Linked DNA regions of Homo sapiens: all the other regions are linked to region 1. The links are chromatin loops, found by intact Hi-C in ENCODE. Cell type or tissue: PC-9. All regions are shown on one strand.

Region 1 (2,500 bases):
TGATTCAAACTTCAGGGGACCTTAAAGATGATCTAAGTCTCAATTTCAGAGATTAACTGTGGCTCAGAGAGGTTGTCTTGCCCAAGGTCACACAGCTCATTCATGATTTTGCCTTGAAAGTCCACCTTCAAGATTCTAAAGTGGGATACTCCTTGTACCGCAGCACTTCCAGTCACTATTCTATTTTTAAGGTGTTTGTTCTCTTCCTGATGGATCGTCCCCTTTGACGATTGACAATGAGATTTACAGGATTTTTGACCCTTTAGGTGGTTTCTGCTCCGTGATTGAGAGGAAGTGGGGCAGGGAGGAGTTTGTAGAGTTATTGCAATGGATTCCAAAACCCAAATCACAGCACACAGTTCTTTAAAGTGAAGAACAACTTATTCACAGATAGATACATTTTCTTTTATAATATAAATGCAAATTTAAAAGCTAGCAGTTTTTGTCAGTCAACAGATATAATTAGAATTGCCTGAACATCTTGGACATTTTTTAACATTAAAATATGGTTCTCAAAGAATATATAGCTCTAATATCTGAAGATTGTGAATCTGTGCCTAAGCCTTCATGTGCTACTCTTTATATAAAAGAAGAGCCTGAGGTACACTTTTTTTCCTTGTTTTCTAGTGGTGGCGAGAACTAATAAGGTGCACTTTTAGCAAAACAATTCTGGCTATGCGAGCAGGCTCAGAGACAGGAGTTACTCTTCCAGTGATTCTCAAATCAAATCATGTAGTTTGTCCCCACCCTTTCTGAAGCCAAGCTCCCACCTCCACCCCACTTTCCCAGAGAAAAGCCTCTCCCTCCAGATTGTTATGTATCTTGCCCATAACCCTGCATCCTCCAGCTCTCTGGTTCTTCTTTTCCTCTAGTAACTCCTCCTTCTTCCCTCACGTTTCCCATGTTAGGAAGGCAATTTACATTCTAAGGTGTCAGCTGACTCTTTCCCTTGGCAGAGGTGGGGTGAAGATGTGGCTACCAGATTGAAGCTAAAAACTAGGGGTATCTTTTAGTTCTCACACTCAAACAGGAAGGCCATTGAGTTACACCTACTTTTGCACATGACTAACCTCAGATGAAGCAATCTTTGCTACTCTACGGCTGGAAGCAGAGGAAGAAGCGTGAGGTCACCAAAAAGGAAACTGCACTGCAGCTCCTCTTGCCAGACAGACCCAGGAGCAGTCAAGGATGCCAGCTCACAAAACACCTCTAATTAGATCATGAATCTGTATAGGCTGTAATCCCAGCACTTTGGGAGGCCGAGGCGGGCAGATGACTTGAGGCCAGGAGTTCAAGACCAGCCTGGCCAACATGGTGAAATCCCCGTCTCTACTAAAAACACAAAAATTACCCAGTGTGGTGGCGTGTGGGGGAGGCTTTAGCACGAGAATCACTTAGACCCAGGAGGCAGAGGTTGCAGTGAGCCAAAATTGTGCCAATGCACTCCAGCCTGGGCGACAGAGCAAGACTCTGTCTCAGAAAAAAAAAAAAAAAGGACCTATGTTGGGCATTCATTTCCTATTTTTCACTATTTCCCCTCCCAATTAAAGTGTAAGTCCCTTGAGAGCAGAAATCATGCAAACTCCCCTATATTTTCTACTCCAACTACTGGGAGGAGACAGTGTGGTCAGAAGGTCAGAGGATGTCTGCTGATGGAAATCAGTTAAAATACTTTGGCTTGATAATGAACACTTAGTAATTAGTAGCTTACAAGATGAAGACAAAATTAACACACAGAAAAGAACAGTGAAAACTTTTAATAGTTTACTGCCACAGTATCAACTTTTATATGTGTGCATATGTTTAAATACAAATTAGACCATAAATACCAGATGGTAAAATAGCTGCCTCTAGGCTGAAAAAAAAAACTCTCTACCACTAAATAAACAATCTTAAGTAATACTGAAGAAAACAGATGTGAGGTAATTTTCCATCTAAAGTGACTACAACCTACATTAAGACATTTTAACTAAAAATTCAAGTAGTTATAAGACTCTTGTAACTCAAAAATGTAACTTTAATACACATTTTCAAACTAAAGAAAAATACTTTAATTATAAATAGGCAAAATAAATAAAATTATTCCTGCTGAAATAAAATCAAGACATTATTTATTTGAGGACTGTATATAGCCCAGATAAAAAAAATGAAACTTACTTGAGACCCTACTAAGAAGCTATATAATACTCTAATACAAATTATCTATACAGATACCCATATAAGTATGTAAGTATGTGTATACATATATATTCACCAATGCATATATGGAACTTTCATTCTAGATGAGAACTAACTGTTCCTTTTTTTTAAGAAAAGTATATTCCAATTATGAAAATATTCTTAATTTACATTAAGAGATCACTTTTTGTAGGATGCACACTAATGTGACAAGGAGCATTTTCCGAACCTTTAGAAACTTCTTTAGAAACATTCATATCTTATCAAGTTACTTCTGAATATTTGTTCTACTAAGTTTCAAAAACATCAATTAAAAATTAAC
Region 2 (2,500 bases), 150 kb before region 1:
GTATGCAGCTCTGTCACTTTGGTAATAAGGTCTATTACCCTTTCAGCAGGAGCATCTAAAATCTGAGAAAAGCTTAATATTTTACTATTATTATTTTTTTTCTTTTTTTGAGACAGGGTCTGGCTCTGTCGCCCAGGCTGAAATGCAGTGGTACAATTTCAGCTCACTGCAACCTCTGCCTCCCAGGCTCAAGCAATCCTCCCACCTCAGCCTCCCGAGTAGATGGGACTATAGGCACGCACCAGCACACTCAGGTCATGTTTTCTTTTTAATTTTTTGTGGAAATGAGGACTCACTATGCTGTCCAGGCTGGCCTCAAACTCTTGGGCTCAAGTGATCCTTTTTCCTTGGCCTCCCAAAGTGCTGGGATTACAGGTGTGAGCCACCCTTCCTGGCCTACTATTTTTCTAATCATTCAAAAATACACAAAAGAAAGAAATGTATAAGAAAAAAGCAAATGTATAAGAAAAGAGAGAAATGTATAAGAAAAAAATTAAAATCCCCTGTATATAACAAAAAAATTAAAATCTATGTGGTTAATCTACCACATAGAATTAACCATTATTAACATCGGGTATCTTTTCTTCCATAATTTATTCTATATATGCATATACAGAAAAGGTAGAATTTAATATGTATATTTCTGAAGTTTTGGTAAGAAAGTCTTAAAAGGATGGAGAGGAGAATCTGTATGTTTTTCAAAAGATCAAGATCAGTATCCCTATTTTTTTGATGTAAGTATATGAGGAATCTTTTGTCCATTTGTCCCCATTCACATGTCTAGTGTCCTAGCCCACCTTCCAGTCACCCAAATGCTTAAAGTCAGACCGAGCAGCAGAACAGGGGGCAGATGTGGCTCTTGGAGACAGCAGGGCACATTGTGCGTGGTCTCAGCTGCTGACCATTTTCATCATTCTCCGTGGAAACACCAAGGGATGGGTGGTGACCAACATTCCTGCACTTTTATAAACATTCACTGAGTAGAGAGTCACTGAGTCAAATAGTTCCAAAAGCATAAGCAGGTGACTTTTAAAAACACATTTACATATGATTAAAAGCTGGGTCATCAAGACACTTTGCAAAGGCTGAGAGCTTAAGTGGAAACTTCATTAGTTTCATGTGCCGGAGGGAAACGTTGAAGCTAGGCTGCACCTAGGATGACGTGGCTTTACAGTGTGCTAGGTTAAGTCAACCTTTACCTAGAGAGTTATGAGGACAAACGGTCAGCGGTATCAGCTGAGATGGAGCGGACACTCATCCTACAGTGACTCAGCATGACTCATCAGGGCTCTGAGCTTAGGCATAGATTCTGTAAATGACAGGGAGGCATTTTATTCACTTGAGCTATTACAGTGTTGGCTTTCCCAAACAATGAAAATGACTCAAATTGCTGAGGGGAAAAAAATTGCAGAACTTCCTTTTTTTATCCCTTTGAAGATTGTTACTTTCCAGGCTAACCTGATCTATAATATCAAGAAAAAATAGAGAGAAAATTGGGGGAAACACAGACACACAAGAAAATTTGGGGAGGTAATGCATATAATTAGTATCTTGGTTGTGGTTCTGGTTTCACGTGTGTATGCTTATATCCAAACTCATCAGGAAGTATGAATTAAATATGTGCAATCTTTTATCTGTCGATTATACCTCAATAAAGCTAAAAAAGAAAATTTAACAGATATTGTAAGAGTTATAAAGTTTAAACCAGTGAAAGTCATAAAGGAAAATGTGACATCAAATGATGAGGATGATAAGCAGTTCCAGGTATCAGGGAACAGCAGCAGGTAAATGCAATGATAGGCTTCATGGGAAAACACTGCTGGAGTGGAGGATGTAAGACAAGCGTGTCATAATAATACAAGAACATCATATATATTCAAACTGGAGCTTCCTATTCATGCAGTAGATTGGAATCATTATAGAATTTTAACTCCAGTGCCTAACAGTGGGTACAAGTCTCACCTTCCTCAACTCAATGAGGCTGATTCATTTGCTTTCTGCCTCTCTACTTAGCCATAAATCAACATACAGTGTATTAAATTCCTGCAATGAACCCAGCTCTGTTCACCCACTCACTACTTATTTATTTATGTATATGATTTGCACAAAGACATGGAAAGGAACTATAGTCTTAACATTTCTTCAATATGTGTATTAATTAGGTCTGGTAGTTAGGGAAATGGGTTAAAGGCATTCTGAAACCATTTTTTAAAACTCAAGGAGCAACAGGTGAAAAAAATTAATAAGTGAGGTAAGTTTGAAAGAAGAGAATGGCCTTCTGGACTGAGAAATTACAATGAATAAATTAACTTAGTCTAGAACAAACTTTGGTGTGAACTGGGAACAACCAGGGTACACATAATTACTGAAGAAAAAAGGTCTGCAGGGAGATATGGAAAACTAGTGGAAAATAAAAAACAGACAGTATAGGCTTTTAAAGTATGAAGATTAAAATGTACCTTAAAGGCAATATGGAACCTTCGTATATTGTCAAGCAATA
Region 3 (2,500 bases), 49 kb before region 1:
CACATCAGCTCTATTCAGCCTCTGGAAACAAGTCTGTCTTGAATATTAAAAGGCAGGAGGAGGAAAAGGGAAGTAAATACAAATCGCTTTAGTCTACTGTTCATATAACTTGAGATCAAGGTGACCTGGCTGCTAATATTTTATCCCATGATTCAATCTGAATAATCAAAGTTCTTTTGTTTTCCTTAGACTCTAATAAGTGACTATTCCAGTTTGACACTTGATACAGTCTTTTATGATATACTGTAAATTACTACTAACAGCCATTTTGGCTGGAATATGAACAAATAAAAATTAAATTTTACTTTTAAATACTACATGTTTTAGCTCTACAGCTATTCTACTGCACCTTAAATTCAATAATTTAATAATAATATCTGGAAACAATTTTTTAAACATGTTTTTCCTTTGACACATGGTGTTTTGATGTTGTAGAATCTGACTTCTGTGCATTTTGGGGGTAGGGGTTAAGCTTTAAAACTAAAGAATCGAATTTTCCTTCTGGCCAAAATGATGTTCTATGACCTAATTTAGGGGAAAAACAGAACTAGGGGCCAGAACAGAATCTTAATACTCCAGAATTTTAATCATTTCTCTGAGCTTGTCTTCAATCTAAAACATTCATGATTGCTTCCACTTCTCTGTGGCTCTATTTCTACATCTGAGCAGTGGAATACTAAACTCATCATGCAAATACCACCCTGAGTTTGTTAACGTAGGGGATTTGGTGCTCCTATGGTGTTTTTGCAGCACCTCAGCCCAACCTGAACATTCAAGATTGACGTCAAAAGTTGAAGTCTGTCACTGTTGGTGCCACCAAATGATTTATGGTCATAAACTTCCTTGTTCTTAGTAAAAGAATGAGTAATTTTTTTTTTGTCTTTTTTTTTTTTTTTTTTGAGATGGGGTTTCACTCTTGTTGCCCAGGCTGAAGTTCAATGGTGCAATCTCAGCTCACTGCAACCTCTGTCTCCTGGGTTCAAGCAGTTATCCTGCTTCAGCCTCCCAAGTAGCTGGGATTACAGGCACATGCCACCCCGCCCAGCTAATTTTTGTATTTTTAGTAGAGATGGGGTTTCATCATATTGGTCAGGCTGGTCTTGAACACCTGACCTCAAATGATTCACCTGTCTTGGCCTTCCGAGTGCTGGGATTACCGGCATGAGCTACAGCGCCTGGCCAAGTAATTTTTTTCTATTTCTCTTTTACTCGAACAAGTAAATATTTACAAAGGAGATTCAGGTATGATATTCATTCTAGGATAAAGTAGAGATACGGAGTGTAAACCAGCTATTGCAAAAGATGTTAAGTCTTTCAGCAAGTTTCTTTTCAAACTACCTTAATATTTAGTGAAGTGTTCATTGGTATACACCCAGCTCAAATCAGTGAGTCATAATAAACCCTTTAAAGGTTAGTCATTTTTGTCAGCTACCACCAAAATGGAAAAATACATCATGTTTTCGTCGATAAAGATGAGCTCATCTTGTTACACAGTTGATATCAGAGTATTATAGATTAACAAATTAATATTAGTTTGCACAGAGAGAAAAAGAGAGAAATTTGTCTTAATGTTTCACTGTAAGGGCACTAAAAGCCTTAGATCTAATTCATATGTATAATTTGTGTTTGCTCCACATTGGCACATTTCCAAAACCACACTTTTTTAACAATTACTGCTGGGCATGGTGGTTCACGTCTGTAATCTGAGCACTTTGGGAGGCCAAGGCAGGTGGATCACGATGTCAAGAGATCAAGACCATCCTGACCAGCATGGTGAAACCCCATCTCCACCAAAAATACAAAAAATTAGCTGAGCGTGGTGGTGCACACCCATAGTCCCAGCTACTCAGGAGACTGAGGCAGGAGAATCAGTTGAACCCAGGAGGCAGAGGTTGCAGTGATCTGAGATTGCACCACTGCACTCCAGCCTAGCAACAGAGTGAGACTCCGTCTCAAAAAAAAAAAGAAAAGAAAAGAAAAGAAATTGCTAAAATATCTTTTACTAATTTGTGTTCTCATCTTAGCAAAGACCATGACTTATTCATTTTTATATTTCTAAAAATTAAAAGGCCCCTGGGGATACATTTGACAATAATGAACATTTACTGAGTAAAAATGCAAGTACACGTTGTCATTGGCAAGTAATATTCAGAAATCTGTTCCCTGCTTTAGCACACAAGTTTTTTACGTGCACAAACTGAGCACCAATTTGATTTGGAACATTTAGTCTTTAATGTATTCCTTTCAAATTGATTTGTAGTTTACCCCATTGGTGTTACTGAAGGTTACTAGTAGATATGCATTTTCTTACCTTTTCCCTCTTTCCCATGGATCTTCCTCAAAGGCCATTCTCTGAGGAGGTGTCCTTCCTTCTGCAATGGCTTATTCCATCCATGGAGATGTCCTAGAAGCCTTCACTTGTGGCAATGGTACAAAGATTGTCATCCCTTAAGGAAAGATGGGCCAAGTCCTCCGCTAAACAGAAACTACCTTCATCTAC
Region 4 (2,500 bases), 84 kb before region 1:
CATGGCAGCAGGAGAGAGAGAGTGTACACGAAGGGGGAAGCACCATCAACGCTTGTGAGAATTCACTCACTATCATGAGAACAGCAAGGGAGAAATCCAACCCCATTTTTCAATCATCTCTCCCACCAGGCCCCTCCTTTGACATGTGGGGATTATAATTCAAGATGAGATTTGGGTGGGCACACCGAGCCAAACCGTATCACCTGGTGATGGCTCCCCTGGCTTAGAATTTTAGATTACTAAATGAACAGGGCAATAACACAGGTACTTATCTAAACATAAGCAAAGACCAGCTACTTGTAAAGCAAATATTTTAACACACTTAAAAGAGTCAAATGGCCACATAAAAAGGCCAGAATAATTAATTATTTTGGTTATTTTAACTTTACCCAAAATAGAAATATGTATATTGTGTGTATAAAGCTAAGAACTAAGCTCACGCATAAAGCCACGCATTTTTAAAGATGTGCAAAATATCACTTTCCAAGGATATTCATACCTAACAGAAACACTGTTCCATTATGTAAAAAACAGGAACATGTTGCTAATCCAGCATTATTTACATTGATGGGCTAAAATGCTAACTTGAAATAATTACTGGATTGGTTCTGTTCAATTACCAAAGCTTGACATTCACCTAAAAACTCCCCATTCTGAGTTGTTGCTACAAAAAGAAACTATTAACCACCTACAAAGTAAGTCAGCACCTTATTTCATCTGCCTACAACACCTCCATTACACACAATACTCCCTGAGAATAGTATTAAAAGATGAATAGTGATAAAAGACAAAACCTTTTTTAAGAGCTAGTAAAATCAGCCTCACCAACACACAGATTACAGGCATTTTTTTGTTTTGTTTTTTGAGATGGGGTATTTTTCTGTGGCCCAAGCTAGATTGCAGTGGCACAACCATAGCTCACTGCAGGCTCCTATGTTCAAGCGATCCTCCCACCTCAGCTTCCCGAAGTGCTAGGATTACAGGCATGATCCACTGTGCCCAGCCTAACAGGCAATTTTTTACTACTATAATTCAAAAAGTATTTTAAACACTATAAATGTGTAATTTTTAGCACATAAAATAATTGCCTCTAAGCATACTTTTATTTATAGAATTTCTACAAGTGTAATTTTAAAAAAACCCTTAAAAATTCTCCCCAAAATAAATAGCACTTTTTCACAATATGACATTTTAAAATGTTAAACTTTGGACTATATGACAATTGGACAAAAAATGTAATCTAAGCCAATTTGATGTTCCTCAACTAAAATGAGTAAGATGTTATCAAACTTATGAAATTTATTCAGCAATTTTAAAGACGTTTAATTTAAATACAGGCTGATTAGTAACCTGGTGTCTGGCGCCATCTACTGCACAGCAGCAGTAACTTCTCCCTGTATGTTTCTTCAGCTAGACTGCAAATTACTTAATTTATGTAAGAAATATGTACCTGTGTGAAAACGACTGGAAATTAATTTGAAGATAGAAAAATAATTGCTGTGTTTAGAGTGTTGCTTTGTCTTTTTTTTAATGGCCTTATATTTTTTAAGAAAATATATTGACGAAAATTATTTACAGAACAAAAAATACAACTTGAGAAGCTTGGACAAAATGAGAAAGTGAAGAGCACCAAGGTTGGGAATGAATTTCTTACGATCCCTTACAAGGTGATGGGCATGGTAGATTACCACAAAGCTGAGGATGGTGACCTAAGTCATGTGACAGTTCAAAATTAAAGACCTGCTTTTTCTATTACTATTTATAATTAAAACTTGTTATCTAGCATAACATAAATCAAGACTTATAAATTAGCCCTATGAGAAATGGGTTGCTCACATGATCACCTAACGCTAATGGAGGAAAAGATATGAAGACATTCTCTGAATTGTCAAACAAAAATAAATGTATGATTCATATAGTTCAGTTTGATAGAAGTTTCCAAGATAACTGTGCTGGGGAGTATAAGGTTCCAGGGCTTTGTTTGTACCATATAGACTGCAACCTTGTGGGCTGCTAAACACTGAAAAATGTTGATGTGCAGATACCTTTCCTGGTAGCCATTCTTATACATTCTCCTTTCCTACATATTGTATAAGACCAGTTATCTTAGGCTGTTCCAGCTGCTCTAACAGAGTACCATAGCCTGGGTGTCTTACCAAAAAACAGAAATTTATTTCTCACAGTTCTAGAGGTTGGAAAGTCCATGATTAAGGCAGATTCGATGTCAGTTAAGATCCTGCTTCCTGGTCATAGCATCTTCTCACTGTGTCCTCACATGGCAGAAGGGCAAGGGAGCTCTCTAGAGTCCCTTTTATAAGGCCACCAATCCCATTTATGAGGGCTCCGCCACCATGACGTAATCATTACCCAATGGCCCCACCTCCAAATACTGTCACTCTGGTTTTGGTTTCAACCTATGAATTTGGAGGGAATATAAACATTCAGGCTATAGTACCAAGGAACCTTGAGTGTCAAGAAGGTAACTTAGATATGTTTGTAG

What was found. A loop is a pair of places that touch in the nucleus more often than their neighbours do. Peaks named below come from ENCODE experiments on the same cell type or tissue, not always from the same donor. Only the 100,000 strongest peaks of a DNase experiment are listed, where the experiment ranks them.
Region 2: it touches region 1 in a loop (8-fold over the local background); 3 of 110 quality-filtered maps call a loop at or near these places.
Region 3: it touches region 1 in a loop (8-fold over the local background); 15 of 110 quality-filtered maps call a loop at or near these places.
Region 4: it touches region 1 in a loop (4-fold over the local background); 8 of 110 quality-filtered maps call a loop at or near these places.

What each region holds. Positions count from the first base shown.
Region 1 is chr18:59,903,548-59,906,047 of GRCh38, reverse strand. PMAIP1 (phorbol-12-myristate-13-acetate-induced protein 1) reads right to left here. Exons shown (of 2, transcript NM_021127.3): 2 at 1,743-2,500. Among named protein-coding and RNA genes, the nearest start is that of PMAIP1, 4.8 kb to the right of the region's middle. RefSeq lists an enhancer at 1,053-1,222. In PC-9, no CTCF peak of the experiment used is centred here; a DNase peak (open chromatin) is centred at 1,097; H3K4me3 peaks cover 349 bases; H3K27ac peaks cover 2,403 bases.
Region 2 is chr18:60,052,642-60,055,141 of GRCh38, reverse strand. No RefSeq gene overlaps it. Among named protein-coding and RNA genes, the nearest start is that of LINC03111, 71 kb to the left of the region's middle. In PC-9, no CTCF peak of the experiment used is centred here; a DNase peak (open chromatin) is centred at 1,261; H3K27ac peaks cover 2,362 bases.
Region 3 is chr18:59,952,085-59,954,584 of GRCh38, reverse strand. No RefSeq gene overlaps it. Among named protein-coding and RNA genes, the nearest start is that of PMAIP1, 53 kb to the right of the region's middle. RefSeq lists enhancers at 1,115-1,164, 1,175-1,354. In PC-9, no CTCF peak of the experiment used is centred here; DNase peaks (open chromatin) are centred at 814 and 1,304; H3K27ac peaks cover 2,500 bases.
Region 4 is chr18:59,987,170-59,989,669 of GRCh38, reverse strand. No RefSeq gene overlaps it. Among named protein-coding and RNA genes, the nearest start is that of PMAIP1, 88 kb to the right of the region's middle. In PC-9, CTCF peaks have their summits at 1,178 and 1,388 (motif pointing left); a DNase peak (open chromatin) is centred at 1,379.